2 separate regions of the Mus musculus genome follow, and region 1 is linked to region 2. The links are chromatin loops, found by intact Hi-C in ENCODE. Cell type or tissue: heart. All regions are shown on one strand.

Evidence for each region. Peaks named below come from ENCODE experiments on the same cell type or tissue, not always from the same donor. Only the 100,000 strongest peaks of a DNase experiment are listed, where the experiment ranks them.
Region 1: it touches region 2 in a loop (2.3-fold over the local background); 6 of 42 quality-filtered maps call a loop at or near these places.

Annotation. Positions count from the first base shown.
Region 1 is chr17:43,944,113-43,952,112 of GRCm38, reverse strand. The region is part of intron 2 of Rcan2 (regulator of calcineurin 2); the gene reads right to left. Among named protein-coding and RNA genes, the nearest start is that of Gm34857, 96 kb to the left of the region's middle. In heart, a CTCF peak has its summit at 4,193; no DNase peak of the experiment used is centred here.
Region 2 is chr17:44,026,759-44,034,758 of GRCm38, reverse strand. The region is part of intron 4 of Rcan2 (regulator of calcineurin 2); the gene reads right to left. Among named protein-coding and RNA genes, the nearest start is that of Gm34857, 13 kb to the left of the region's middle. In heart, no CTCF peak of the experiment used is centred here; DNase peaks (open chromatin) are centred at 3,378, 3,808 and 4,878; H3K27ac peaks cover 1,309 bases.

The DNA.
Region 1 (8,000 bases), 83 kb after region 2:
TTCCAGTGGCCAGCAGAGCATCATGGTTTAGAACATATTGGTGCTTTTCCAGTACATGATTAGATAAAATATCCCAATTTTACCCACAGATGAGAGAGGTGGATGTGGCATTTTACATTTTGTGATTGGACTATATTGGATTACCTCTGAATGCCAGAATTCCTTTTAATTGGGCATTTTCGACACTAAAGGTAATTCTTCTACAAGTAGATATTGGGAACGATGTAACTCTCTCTTTCTGTCAGTGTGTGTGTGTGTGTGTGTGTGTGTGATTACTTGTTGTTCAGGCATTGTGGGAAATATGCCATCATGTATTCAGAGAACTCAAAAAATCACTTTCTGAGGATGACTTTGTAAAATATTCTGTACCAGATGTTCTTAAAGATTAAAAAAAGCAAGTTTCCTCATCATCTAGGGGCTTAAAATATAACAGAGAGATGCTTATACAAAGCAGTAGTGATGACGATGATGGCAAAGTGGTCCAAGAACCAGTGAGCATTGGAGGAAGAGGGATGGATGCTGAATGTTAGTTAGATGCCAGGTTAGGATAAAAGGGGGTACCAAGAACTAAGAGCAGGCCTGTTCTCCGACAGCCACATACCGGCAAAACTTCAGCAGACAGGGAAGTGAGGTGAGCACCCCCCCCCCCAGCTCAGAGACAGCTGACTGGAAATACCCATAGGAAAAGGAAAGAATAAGACATGGCTTAGCCTTATGGAAAGTTAGATTTGAAGTAAATAGGGAAGGTAGAACCTGATGCTGCAAAAACTTGAACGTACCTTAGTGTTTACCTGAGCAGCCATAGAATTTGTGGTGGTTTGAATTAGAATGGCCCCCATAAAATGGAAATCGAAATGACTCTGAGATTCCTCTTTATACCCATCAGAATGGCTAAGATCAAAAACTCAAAGGATAGCATATTCTGCCTTGGATATGGAGATAGGGGAACACTCCCCCGTTACTGGTTGGAGTGAAAATTTGTATAACCACTCTGGAATTCAATTTGGTGCTTTCTTTAAAAAAACAAAAACAACAACTGGGGACAGTTCTACCTCAAGACCCATCTATACCACTCCTGGGCATATACCCAAAATATACTACACCATCTCACAAGGACCACCATTCCACAAGGATCACCATTCCACAAGGACTCAACTATGTTCATAGCTGCTTTATTTGTAATTGCCAGAAACTGGAAACAACCAAGATGTCTCTCAACTAAAGAATGGATTTTTTCTTTTCTTTTTTCTTTTCTTTTTTTGTTTTTTTGTTTTTGTTTTTGTTTTTGTTTTGTTTTGTTTTGTTTTGTTTTGTTTTGTTTTGTTTTGTTTTCGAGACAGGCTTTCTCTGTATAGCCCTGGCTGTCCTGGAACCCACTTTGTAGACCAGGCTGGCCTTGAACTCAGAAATCCACCTGCCTCTGCCTCCCAAGTACTGGGATTAAAGGCGTGTGCCACCACCGCCCAGCCAAGAATGGATTTTTTAAAAAGTGGTTTATTTACACAATAGAATACTATTCAGATATTAAAAACAAGGACATCATGAAATTTGCCAGCAAATAGATGGAACTAGAAAATATCATCCTGAGTGAGGTACCCAGACACAAAAGGACATGCATGTATGTACTCATTTATAAGTGGGTATTTGCCATAAAGTACAGAATAAACACACTACTATCCACAGACACAAAGCCAAATAACAAAGAGGGCCCAAGAGAGGATGCTTGAATCTGACCAGAAGGAAAAATAAAATATACATCAAAGGTAGATGGAGGGAGGCAACTGGGTGGGAGAAGGGAAGGGGAGGGGAGGAGAAGGGGGTGAGATCAGATATGGGGGGAGCAGGAGAGAGAGAATGGAAATCTGAAAGTAGGCAGGGGTGAAGCATCTCTAAGACCTGGGATCTGGGGGTGGAGGGACTTAGGAGGGGCAGACTCAGGGAGTTTCTGAAGGTGACTCTAGCTAAGATTCCTAGCAGTTGGGGATATGGATCATTAAATGGCTACCTCCCATAGCCAGGCAGGACTCCCAGTGGGGGGATAAGAACACCAGCCCACTCACAAAACCTTCAACCCAAAATATGGCCTGCCTACAAAATGTGCAGGGACAAAGATGGAGCAGAGACTCGGGGGACTGGCCAGCTAATGACTGGTCCAACTTGAGACTCATCCAATAGGCAAGAACCAATCCCTGACACTGTTAATGATACTCTGTTATGCTCACAGACAGGAGCTTAGCATAACACCACCCAGCAGCTGTCCAAGACAGATGCAGAGACCCACAGCCAAAGATCAGACAGAGCTTGGGAGTCTGATGGAAGAGTTGGGGAAGGAATGAGGGACCAGTGGGAATAGGAACTCCACAGGAAGACCACCAGAGTCAACCTAAACCCTTCAGGGCTTCCAGATACTGAACCACCAACCATAAGCAAGCTTGGGCTGGACCTAGCCCTGTGACCATCACATATATGTAGCAGACTTGTAGCTTGGTCTTTATGTGGGTCCCCCAACAACTGGAGGGGGGTTGTTCCTGAATTCATTATCTGTCTATGGATCCCATAAGTAGGCTGCCTTGTCTGGCCTTAGTGAAAGAGGATACACCTAGTCCTATAGTGACTTCATGTTCCAGAATGAGGTGTTACCCAGAAGAGATCTGCTCCTCCTCAGAGGAGAAGGGGAGAGGTACAGGGGAGGAATTGTGTGAGGGGGGACCAGGAGGAAAGGGGGTGCCTTCGATTGGGATGTAAAGTCAATAAATAAATTAATTAATGAGAAAATGGCCCCCATATGCTTATATATTTGAATATACATGGAGTATATATATATATATATATATATATACATACATATATATATATATATATATATATATTCTCTTTCTCTCTCTCCCCTTTCCTCTCGCTCTCTCTCTCTCAGCCTGCAGATCAGAATGTAGCTCTCGCCTACTGCCTCAGTGCCATATGTACTACCATCCTTCCTTGCGATGGGAGTAATGAGCTAAACTTCTGAAACTGAAAGCAAGTCCCCAATTAAACGCCTTCTTTTCTAGGAGTTGCCTTAGTCATGGGGTCTCATCGTAGCAACAGAACAGTAACTATGAGAGTGTGCTAGGCAAAACTTCTTAAAAGGTCAAAGAAATGGATATTTCTGTAGATGTATCAGTTCACCTAACCTATAAGATATATCCAAAATCAAGAAGGGTTTTGAATACAATTGGCATCCACTTAAGAGGCTGGATAAAGTTGTGTTATTTTCATATCCCATGCCATACCTTAGAGTTTATTTTCAATATTTCACAGCTATGGGGTGGAGGAGATGGTTCAGTGGGTAAAGAATTTGCAGCCCAAGAGTGAATACTTGAGGTCAGATCTCCAGCATCCACATAAAATCTAAGTGCCAACATCTCTAACCCAGGTGTTGGGAGGCAACAAGAGGGGGATCCCAGAGGCCTTCAGATACCAATCTAGTGGAAATGACAAGCTCCAGGTTCAATGAGAGACTTTGCCTCAAAAAGTAAGATTAGTAAGTGATAGACGATGATGCTGGTTATCAACCCATGATTTGCAGGTATCCACACACAGGTAAGTACACCACCCCACAACACACACACACACACACACACACACACACACACACACACACACACGCACATGCATACTAAATTTAAAAATTAAAATTAAAATAATTCATAGCAGTAGAAGCATGCAGGTAAATGTCTAAAAGTTCTATGTTTTTAAAAATATATCTGATTTGTAGGGTTTCTCATTTCTGTGGTGTATGACTTCCAGGGCTTAAATGAATACCTAACCTTTGAGAGATAACCTAACAGATGTTCAAATAAGGAAGTGAACACATGTGTGGACAGCTAGAGGTGAGCAGAAGAACTCTGCCCAGTAGGGGTGACTCCTGAACTAAGGATTCTAGGGAGATCCTTGCAGGGGGTGAGCATGTACGCATGCGAATTTACACATCTTCTGATCTCTGACAGCAGAGATAGGACACAGCTCTGTTCAGGAGGGCTCTTTCCAGTAGAGGCTGCCAGAAGCTCCTGGAATTCACCCAAGCCACTGCTCTTCCAAGATCCATAGGGAGAAGCAGGACACAGCACGACACAGGCGTCTTAGAAAGCATACTCTCCCGTAGCCTCTGTCCAGGAGGCTTAGTTAATGGAGAGACAGCTGAGCTGACACGCTCACCACCAACAGGGCATGAAGAGCTATGCACCTTCAATCCAGAGGTGACCTTGGAAGTAGCTGCCACATCTGTTTTGTTAATGAACACAGAAGTTCCCATTGACACCTTGGATTTTTAAAAAGGTGAGCTCCCCGCTTGTGTCGTCTTGGACTCCTAAAGTTTCTTTATAAATAGAGTTTCAAGTCTATTTGGAAGTACAAAGAACACAATAGCAATGTTCTCACTACCCGGGTGCAAGGATAACTAACTCCAGTTTGTTCTTGCATCCACTGCTCTGAGCACTGTCCCTGGACCAATAGTATTAGCATCACTTGAGAACTTGTTGCAAGGCAGATCCTAGGGTCCCCTCCTTCCCTCCCATCCCCGTCCCCTCCTCCTCATTTACCGGATGTTCCCTCTCCTTCCCACCCTGTAACTCTTTGCTTATTTAAACCAAGATCTAAATTATTGTCTCTCATGCCTCTTTTATCACACTGTCTCCATCCTCTTTTTCCCTCTTCCTTGCCTTGTGTTGATGGTGAAACCATGATTTGTACTTTAGAATTCTCTCCACAGGGATTTTATTGATTGAACTATATAAATTGCCACATGGTGAATTTCTCTATTGCCTGCAGGCTCTGAGTGTTAGGCTCAGAGCTGTAATAAACTCGGGTTTGGGGAGGTTCCTTCATAAGCCTTGGTATATGCTGCCATTAGCAGGAGCATGCTGTTGCCTGGCTCTCTGTAATGTTAGCGGCCTTCAATCTCAATGCTAAGACTTCCTCATGCACTCCTTCTTATATTTATTTTCATGTATTCCATGGTCTGCTCCCCTATTAGCTGTAAAGATCATGGACAGTTTTAGACTCATGGATTAGACAGTCTCAGTAGCTTCCATTCTATTGTAGTTTGATCTTAGTGGTGTGCATACAGCCCAACTTCAGCTGTTGGGAGTCTAATGAGGTTGGCTCCAGCATCCTTCTGACAGATGCCAGCAATCTTTGAGAAAGTAGCTCACCTTCCAGTATGACAAGATGTTCTAGTCTCATTTTGTTCATTTCTTGCCCCAGAGAAGAGAGACAGGCATTTCTCCAAGGAGTCCTGGTACCATTTACTAAGTACTTCAAAAAATATTTTAAGACCACATTCAACACACTTCAAGATGTTCTTTGTATTGCACTGGATATTCTTTGTAAACCTTTCTACTAGGCAGAGCTAGGAAATGTCTAAATATATTTTGAAGGTGACACATGAGCTTAGACTTCCAAGTTCAATATATAGGACCCTTATGTTGAAACTTACTTGCCATAGGTCTAAGTTCCCTTCCTCCTACATCGAGTATCATGGTCTAACCAGCAGTGTAGAGAGGGGATAGCTGTGTATCTTATGGTTCTGTGCCTAGCCAGTTGCCTCAAAATGATAGGACAAGAATAACCAAGAAGAATTAAAGGTTTTGTTCCTAGTTCTTGTAATCTTTAGGGTGTAGCCCATAATGGATACAGATTATTATGTTTTGTTTTCATCCCTTTCTCCTGCCAAGCAGATGCCAAGTTTTTCTTTTTCTTTTGTTTTATTTCATTTCTTGTTCTTAGGGACTGCTTTTCTCTTTAAATTTATTGTTGTTTTACAGTATACATTTGTGGCTCTCTACCCTTGGGGATTGTCAGCCCATAGGGTCCATGAGGGCACTGGAAAGAGACCAGAGATGACTAAGGGGGCGTGGGGCAGTTTGGAAGCTCTGTTGAGTAAGTACTTCAAAGGCTTATATAATTTGGGGGACTAGGAGTAGGAACATCCAGGATGGGCAAAGGTCATTGGCTGAAGGCTTAGGGTACCAAAATGCCTTATTAGTATTGGAGAAGCATTTTAGGAATCTCAGGTGCTAGCTGAATGTGTTCTTATCAGGAGAAAAGAAGTTAATCTAACTAAAGCTATGTGACGTTGCACAGGTAGAGGGTTTTGAATTCCCCAGACGAGGTCAGAGAAGCAAAAGCCCTCCATATTGCACAAAGGCCAGAGGCTTACTGGTCACTGGTAGACTTTAACTTTACTTAGCAGAGATTTTGTGCACACACACACACACACACACACACACACACACACACACATTCCATGCCTCAAGAATATGATCTAAGGGGCTGAAAAGGTGAGACAGGCATATCCCTGGGGCTTGCTGACCAGACAGCCATTCTGAAGCAGAGAAAAGGCAAGAAAAGAGAATGGCATCTTTGAATGGGGACTTTTCATCTTCATTTCAATCGTGGGACCTCTGAAATCAGCAAACAGCCATAGTGTAGCATAGATCAACATGGGGACTGAGAAAGTCAGGAACGTAAAATGGGGGCAAGAAAGTTTGCACTTTTTGCTTTTTAAACCTGGTTTAGAATAAACACTGAAAATAATTGGTAACGTTTTATGTGAGTGAATATCAAAATATGTAAAAGAACAAATCAGAAACAGTTAAAATATATTATAACCACGTCACAGGATCTTGTTAGTCTTGGTACTGTACTGTGTTTTAAAAAGAATCTGCCTAAGATGGGAGGTAAGATGTCAAATTATTTTCCATTTGACCACTCCAGGGTCATCTTAAGAAGAAAAGTGCCCAATATATTCAAAGCTAGTCTCATACCCTCATTCATTTCAAAAACAAGACTTTCTTTATCCAGGCTAGTTAGAAAGAAGAAAAAAGGATGGGCAGACAGCATGAAGAAGGCCAACATGTGTAACTGAGGTTCTAAAAGCCAGCAACAGCAGTCCTAAGCAACTGAAGGCATAATGGCCTTGGTGTCCCTCTAACTAACTGAAGCCACTACATTCCCAGGTAACCAACCGTATATCATGAGCTCTTAAAATTCTAAACCAGACCAAGGCCAATAGAAGCAGAAAGCAGTAAGGCATCACATATAGAACAACTACAAGGAGGATGAGTGGCCTTACATGATGGAATGGTATATTTAAAATTAAAAAAAAAGAAAGAAAATTAGTCAAATTATCGCCCTTCCGCTCGACTCGAGACTCGAGCCCCGGGCTACCTTGCCAGCAGAGTCTTGCCCAACACCCGCAAGGGCCCACACGGGACTCCCCACGGGACCCTAAGACCTCTGGTGAGTGGATCACAGTGCCTGCCCCAATCCAATCGCGCGGAACTTGAGACTGCGGTACATAGGGAAGCAGGCTACCCGGGCCTGATCTGGGGCACAAGTCCCTTCCGCTCGACTCGAGACTCGAGCCCCGGGCTACCTTGCCAGCAGAGTCTTGCCCAACACCCGCAAGGGTCCACACGGGACTCCCCACGGGACCCTAAGACCTCTGGTGAGTGGACCACAGTGCCTGCCCCAATCCAATCGCGCGGAACTTGAGACTGCGGTACATAGGGAAGCAGGCTACCCAGGCCTGATCTGGGGCACAAGTCCCTTCCGCTCGACTCGAGACTCGAGCCCCGGGCTACCTTGCCAGCAGAGTCTTGCCCAACACCCGCAAGGGTCCACACGGGACTCCCCACGGGACCCTAAGACCTCTGATGAGTGGAACACAGCGCCTACCCCAATCCAATCGCGTGGAACTTGAGACTGCGGTACATAGGGAAGCAGGCTACCCGGGCTTGATCTGGGGCACAAACCCCTTCCACTCCACTCGAGCCCCGGCTACCTTGCCAGCTGAGTCGCCTGACACCCGCAAGGGCCCACACAGGATTCCACACGTGATCCTAAGACCTCTAGTGAGTGGAACACAACTTCTGCCAGGAGTCTGGTTCGAACACCAGATATCTGGGTACCTGCCTTGCAAGAAGAGAGCTTGCCTGCAGAGAATACTCTGCCCACTGAAA
Region 2 (8,000 bases):
GTTGTTTGTGGTGGTTTGAATATGCTTGGCCCAATGAGTGGCACTATTAGGAGGGGCGGCTTTGTTGGAGGAAGTATGTCACTGTGGGGGTGGGCAAAGAGACCTTCCTCCTAACCATGTAAGAGCCACTCTTCTAGCAGCCTTCAGATGAAGATATAGAACTCTCAGCTCCTCCTGCACCATGCTTGGCTGGACATTGCCATGCTCCTGTCTTGATAATGGACTGAACCTCTGAACCTGTAAGCCAGTCCCAATTAAATGTTGTCCTTATAAAAATTGCCTCTGGTTCCCTGTTTTACAATCAAGTCACTCCCTGGCATCTATATGTCTTCATTTCACCTCAGTAGGTATTTCTTGAGCCTCTCCCATGGTCTTCCCCATTGCTGAATGCACAGTGTAGTCAAACAACATTTGTGCCTTAACAGCATAGACCAGTAGAAGCAACACAATCTCCATGTACAAGAGAAGGTGGGTCTACAGCCTGTACTGTCTCCATAACTGTTAGCATCTCCATCTTCCCCTGAAACCTCACTCCTTACAGCCCATCCTTCAGGACTCAACAGAGAAAGGACTTCTAAAGGTAGTATCTTCTAGATTGTATCTTGGTGACCAACTCCCCAAGTCTCACCAAGTTCAGATGTCCTTGAACTAGTCAAGAAGATTCTGTGTCACCTCTCAGCAGTCTTTTCCTGAATTCACCCACTCTCCGTGTGCTTTGTCAGAGTGACTTACCAGTTCTCGCCTAATCATGGTGTCTATATTCTTACACTCGGCCTATCTGCTGCTATTATTTGGAACCATCTCACCTCTCTCTAAGAGTTCCTTAAATCTTGCCTTCCTACAAGGATCACAACCTAGAAACCACCCTGCCCAGGAATCGTGCCTGCTGTCCTAGGTCTGTAATGTGAGCCTCTACTTGATGATTAGAACGAGTATTGTTAGTCCCCATGACAGGGTGTCAGCCATTTGTGGTTCTGTCCACACACTGGTAATCGAACAGGAGCGGAACAGAAAACTTGCAAGCTAAAGACTTGAATGTTGGAGGCTGACATTGAAAACGGGGACCCTGGATGATGTAGTAGGTATCAAAGCTCTTCCAAGTGATGCTGGGAAGGATGGCCATACTGCTTAGTCACTGTTATTCGTTGAACTGTCCCCCTAAAAGGAATTGAAGTCCTAACCTTGAGTACTTGTGAATGTGACTGCACTTGATCATAGGGTCTCTTTAGAGATGGCCACGTGAAGATGAGGTCATTAAGTCCATAGCCTTAGAAAAAAGGATGAGGTTGGGTAAACACACAGAAACTCACACAGAGTGAATAAATGCCACATGAAGAACGGGTCTATGTTGTCCAATGCCAGGTTATGACCAGAAGCTAGGAAAGAGGCAGGAACAGGTCCTTCCCTAACACATTCAGAGAGAGAGAGAGAGAGAGAGTATCGCCCTGTACACACCTTGATCTTGGAACCTCCAGAAATGCATGCCAACAAGTCTTGTTACAGATGTCATTCACATTATGGTGCTTTGTTATACATCCTGGCAAACGAATACAGATCAACTCTGCTTTTTATTCAGAGTCAAAAAAAGTTTTATTCCTTTTAGAGATGTGCACAGGTGTGTTTGCATGCACGTGCATGCTTGCTTGTTCCTGTAGGCTCAGGTGTGAAGATCACAAGACAGCCTTGGGGATTCGTTCTTATTTAGTTCCTCATCTGAGAGAGGGCTGGGCCATGAGTGCTTGGGATCCCCTCATTTATAGCTTCCATCTTGGCATAGGAACGGTAGGACTAGGGACATACCCTAGCGTCTCTGGCTTTCCGTGGGCTCCAGATATCTGAACTCAGGCCCTCCTATTTGCATGGCCAGTGCTTTGCTCACTCAACGGTCTCCTCAGTCTACAAGGCAGGAAGCTCTTTATGAGATCCTCTGTCAGCATCCCCATCAGCATCCCACTGTGTCCAGTAGGAACTTTCATGGAAGTGACTGGTCCAGGAAAACAGAGTATTATGGCTCCTAAGTGCACAGGAAGCAAAAGCAATAGAAGCAGGGAGAGGAGTCACTCTGCAGTGCATAGAGACTCTGTGAGTTACGGTTGCTGAAATTGCAGATAGGACTGGTGTAAGTATTAGACCCCTGGTCCAAGTTAGTTGATAAGGACCAGTCAGCATGCTGCCCCTGTTTGTACCATACTATGTGACAATCTGGATGGAAAGTAAACCTTAATCCAGCAAGGGAGTAACCCCCTTTGAAATCACTGTAGACATCTTGTGACCCATTTAATGTTGTGTTAAATAAGTTGGATTAAGTGGAGTTTATCACCATGGTGGTGTTTTTTTGTTTTGTTTTGTTTTTTCTAATTTATTTCTTTTTAAGATCAAAGCTCTAAGGCAGAAGAGGATACTTGGGTACTGCTAATGAGAGGAACCCTCTTGGAGCCAGTTTTATCTGCAGGGTGCAGAAGATGATGGTTCAGTGCAGCTTGAGGGCATCTCTGAGCACTGGTTCTTGGAGGGAGAACTTACTAGAAGTGCTTGCTAACCAACAAACCCCAGTGGTGTCAGCAACCCTGCTGACGCTGATCTAATGGAGGTGTGTAATGCTTGTGTGTGCTTTTGTGTGTGTGTGTGTGTGTGTGTGTGTGTGTGTGTGTGTGTGAGAGAGAGAGAGAGAGAGAGAGAGAGAGAGAGAGAGAGAGAGAGAGAGAGAGAGAGAGAGAGAAATCGCATAAAAGCATGAATGTGAAGGTCATGAAACCTAAGGCTGGTGTGGGTGAGAGCTGTGATACAGGCCAGCATGAACATACACCCTGGCCTTTTACTCGTCTTTTTGGAAGACAGCTATCCTTGTTGGAGAGATCACATTTTGTAACCCAGGCTGTCCTAGAATTCACTATGTAGCCCAGGCTGTCCTAGAACTCACTGTATAACCCAGGCTAGCCTGGAACTCACTATGTAATCAGGCTGTCCTTGAACTTGTAACCCTTCTGTCCCAGTCTCTGAAGTGGTGGTATTTCTAGCATACTCTACCATTCCTGGCTTCCTTTTCCTTTTTTCCTTCCCCTCCCTTTCTTCCATCTCTAATTCCTTCTTTCCTCCCATCTTCCATTCCCACTTTCTGCTTTCCTTCCTTTCTCTTTCCATGCCTTCCCCATCCCTTCTCTTCTTCCCGTTCTCCTTTCTTCTTTTTCCTTCCCCACCCCTTCACAACTGCAGTGAAGCACACAAGGAAAGCTAGCCTTTGTTAGGTCTTTTCTTTACCTTGGCTAATATAAAGGGGCACTCCTTCCAAGGCACCACCTGCCTCCCCCTCCCCCACATCTCATTCACACCTCTGGCATGGAGGAAGAAGAACCCAGAATGAGACTGAGTAGCAGTTTGGCCCCCTCTGGTGCAGCCTCTTCATGTGGGGTGCAAAAGCATCTTCAGTTATGTTAATCAAGTCAGGCTGCACATTAGTAAGGGATGTTTTCTGGCTGTGGTCCCATTAAGGCTGACATCTCATTGTGCTATTTTGGGAAACTTTGTTACTATCAAAATTCCACAAAGCTTAACATCTGCTGAGTACCTACAAACTAAAAAGAAATAGCCTTAGCTTTACTGGATTGGATTTTTCTTTTTTTGGCTTCTCTTTCCCCTCGGGCTTCAGCTAATTCTTCCATCATGAGGGTTGACGTCAATACTGTCACTATTCAAAGGGAACAACTGGGCTTAGTTGGGGACAAAGAGCTTGTGTCAAGCCTTTTCCACCCAGGGTGGAGACAATCTTGGCCATGGTGCAGTGAGGACAGGACATTCAGACCAGTTCCTTTTATGGGACAAGGAAAGCATTCATCTGTCACCTGCTTGCTCCCTTGTCTGCGTTAGATTGTCCTGTCCCCTGTGTGCAGAAAGGAGGCCAGGGCCAAAAGCCTTCAAAAATGCACCAGTCAGGGTTTTCCCTTGAGCTATGCTGAGACACATGAAAAACTATCTAGTGTGGGCAAGAGTCTAATGCTCATTCAGGCCTCAGACACTGACTGAGGCTTGGCTACTGTTCAAAGAGATGCCCAACTTCTGTCCTCTAGCTTCTTGAGTGGGTGGGATCAGGTTGGTGACAATGTCTTGGTTCCTGTGGTAAGAAGGAGGGACTGTATTGCAGGCAAGATGCCTCCCACCTGTAATGAGCAGGGTCCTGAAAGGGTCCTGGGTGGTAGTGCCTTCCAATGTAATTGACACAGGGGGGTGGCCATAAGGCCACTTTTGACTCTAGGCAGTGACTGAGCCCCTCCTGCATTTTTCTCTAGACTTCCTCACTGAGATTATAGTTTGTAAACACCAGCGTCTTACAGAGATGCAATGGCAAGAAGATGGTGCAGACATTAAAACAAGAGTCAAAGCTATATAGATTTTAATACGTAGGGAGAAAAAATAATAACCCTTTTTGAATTAATGAAGGGAAGAAGAAACCCTCCTGAGACTTCAGCACTTGGGGACCAGGCCCTAACATATGCCCTGATGGGGAACAGATAGAATCTCTGCTTCAGGGACTTCCCAATGGCAATTTAACATGTAGATGCTTTGTTCCTTAGCACCTCCTGCTGTTCTGGAAGATTCTTACTTGTTCACACTGATGCCCTTATCAGAGGCCTCATATTGACCGCTTGACATCTTCCTAAATACACACTCATGCTCACATCTCTAAGATGGGATCTTTCTATCACCCTTCCAGGCATCTCCGTGAAAATCCTTAGAGCCAGGTACTCCTCAGTTCCTTCCCCATCTACCACCACTTTTGGTCAGTCTCGGTGCTTTCCTCAATAAGACTCTGAAGCATTTCCACACATGTTTCTTCTAACAAAGACCCCATCTGGTGACATCTTTGAAACTTCCAGCCACCTGGAGAACTTCCTGTTTTCCTCACCACAGCAACTAGTCTTCTTAAAACAACAGATGGCAACACTGAGTTATCACATGCTAATAACGTGACTCAGAGGAAGTTGTATAACTGAGCATTTATCAAGGCAAGGAGGATAGCACCCGTGTTCCTAGGATACGGTGAAGAAAAATTCATGCCGACTATATAAAGCTCTCCCAAGAGGCATGATATTAATCACTTGGGAGAATGTCACTGTGGTCAGTACTACTCAAATAATCTGTTATATATGATGAACTAATCATGCAGTATTTAAATAAACAAGCAACAAAACAGTTGCTGCAAAGGGCTTTGACTCCATGGGTCATGAAGAAGCCTAAGAACTGACATACAGGCTGTGTCCCACAGGTTATTGCTTAGCTGGACACCATGGAACCTGATCACAAAGACAGACTCATTTTTTCCCCAAGTCACTGGTCTCCATTTTCTGAATTGTCATTGGTAAATTTCTCTTCTTTCTTCTCTCTCTTCCTACCCATTTCCACACCTCTATGTCTGAGATAGAAAACTGCAAGTTGCTATTTTAATGAGATCTTGGATTTTTTTTTCCTGAGGTCATCTGAACCATTCAATTCTAATATTTAAATGTACCATCTTTTGTATCTATAATTATCTCATTGGAGTGATATTTGCACATGTGTGTATGTATATATGAGTGAGTACATGTGTGAGTGTGTGTGAGTGTATGTGTGTGTATGACCATGCATGTGTGTGTATAACTGTGTATGTATGCGTGTGTGTAAGTATATGTATGAGTGTATGTGTGTGTATATGTGAGGGTGTGTATGTATGCACGTGTATGTGTGTATGTATGAGTGTGTATGTGTGTATGTATGAACATGTATGTGTGTATGTATGTGCATGTATGTGTGTGTATATGAGTATGTATATGTGTGTGTATGTATAAGTATGTATATGTGTGTATGTGTGTATGTATGACTATGTATGTGTGTATGTATTTATGTATGTGTGTGCATGTGTGTGGGTATGTGCGTACATGTGAGTGTATGTGTATGAATGTGTGTATATGTGAATGTGTGTGTATGTATGAGCATGTATGTGTGTACATATGAGTGTGAATGTGTGTGTATGTATGAGTGTGTATGTGTTTGTATGTGTGTGAGTGTGTGTGTATGTATGAGTGTGTATGAATGTGTATGTGAGTCTGTGAGTGTGTATGAGTATGTATATGTGCATACATATGAGTATGTGTGTGAATATGTGAGTGTGTATGTGTGAGTATGTGTGTATGTATGAGTATATGTGTATGTATGAGTGTGTGAATGTGTGATTATGTGTATGTGTGAGTGTGTGTGTGTGTATGTGTATATGAGCATGTGTGAGAGTGTGTGTATGTGTGGTTATGTGTATGTGTGTGTGTGTGTGTGTGTGCTGTTGTCACTTGCTGTACTATTGTTTTGAAAGTGGGTCTCTCACAGAACCAGAAGGTCAGCATCAGCTAAGCTACCCAGCCAGCAAGGTCTCAGGATCTGCCTGTCTCAACCTTCCCAGTACTGACCCAGTTCCAGGCATACCTCGCCTTGTCTGGCAGTTTATATAGGAGCAGGAGGTTTGGACTCCGATTTTCATGCTTGCAGAGCAAGGAACATTACCCACTGAAGTCATGTTGTAGACTGATGAGCGAACCCTCAATAAATATAGGGGTGACTTACAGAGGGCACTGATCTGCTAATAATCACCTGTGTAAAGTTTACATACACCCAGGGCAGCTGGGAATCACTGCAGTAGGATGGAAGGCAAAGAAACTATTAAACCCAAAGATTGTTCCTAGTTATAGAATGGCACATGCTCTCTAGCCCATCCTCGTACTCTTCCAGTATCTGGAACAGCTTAAGTTCCCAAAGTCCTTTAGGAGATGATGATAGTGATGGTGGAGGTGGTGGTGGTAAAGTAGGAGGAGAAAGAGCAGGAGGAGGTGAAGGAGGAGGAGGAGGTGAAGGAGGAGGGGGAGAAAGAAGAGGAGGAGGAGAAGATGGAGAATGGAAGAGAAGCCTCTTTAGCCCACACCAGATAATCCTTATGATCTTGCCTCTCCTTTCATTCTGAGAGCAGCTGAGGCTCTGCTTCGCTCAGTGCTGAGTCCCTTCAGGTTGTGACCAAAGCATCGTGTAAATTCTGTGTGTATTCCTACACTTGTGATGCAGGCCTCTTTTACTGTCTCTGTCTGTGGTAACCGACACACCCATGAATGTTCCCCCTACACTCCGCCCACTGTCCCATCTTTTCAATCAAGCTGACCACCGTTTAGCACAGCTGTCTGCTTTGCTTACTGTACGTCCTGGAAACTGGGTGTGCTCCTTCAACTCCGTGAGAACTGTTACAGAGCACTTACTAAATTCTAGGCACGGGGCTAGGTCTCCAAGTATGTCACATAGAAAGTGAATGCGTATTATACAGTACTGTGATGTGGGTTTCGTCATGGAAGGGGAAGGAACTTGCTTCAGATTATACAGCACATAAACGATGCAGTCTAGACTCAAACTCACACCTTGAGTTGCAGTCATTATCCCAAAGCAAGAAGAGAGCCCAACTTCACGGTAGATCTTTTCAGCTAGATAAGACCAGGTACGAAGGGCGAAGGGTATTGAACACTGACAATCACAGCTGTTTAGTTGCTGTCTGTTCACCAGATTTAAAACAAAAGCAAAAACAAAAATATTTATTTATTTATTTATTTATTTATTTATTTATTTATGTATTTATTTATTGTGGATCTGTGGATGTACATGCATGTACCACAGAGTGTGTAGAAGTCAGAGGACAACTTTCAGAAGTCAGTTCTCTCCTTCCATCAAGTAGGGCCTGGGGATTGAACTCAGGCCATCTGGCTAGGCAGCAAGGACTGTTGCTTGCTGAGCCACCTCACTGGCCCAATTCACAAGATAACCCAAGAGCAGAGTATAACAAAACATACTTTTAAGGATGATCCTTCATGCAGTATCCACACCATACACCCAAAGTATGAGTGCCAATTTATATTTGTAAAAGAATTCTCCTTACCTCTGACTCAGAGATTGAAATAGATATGTCTTCCTTGTGAGTTACATTAATTAGTGAGAGATATTTT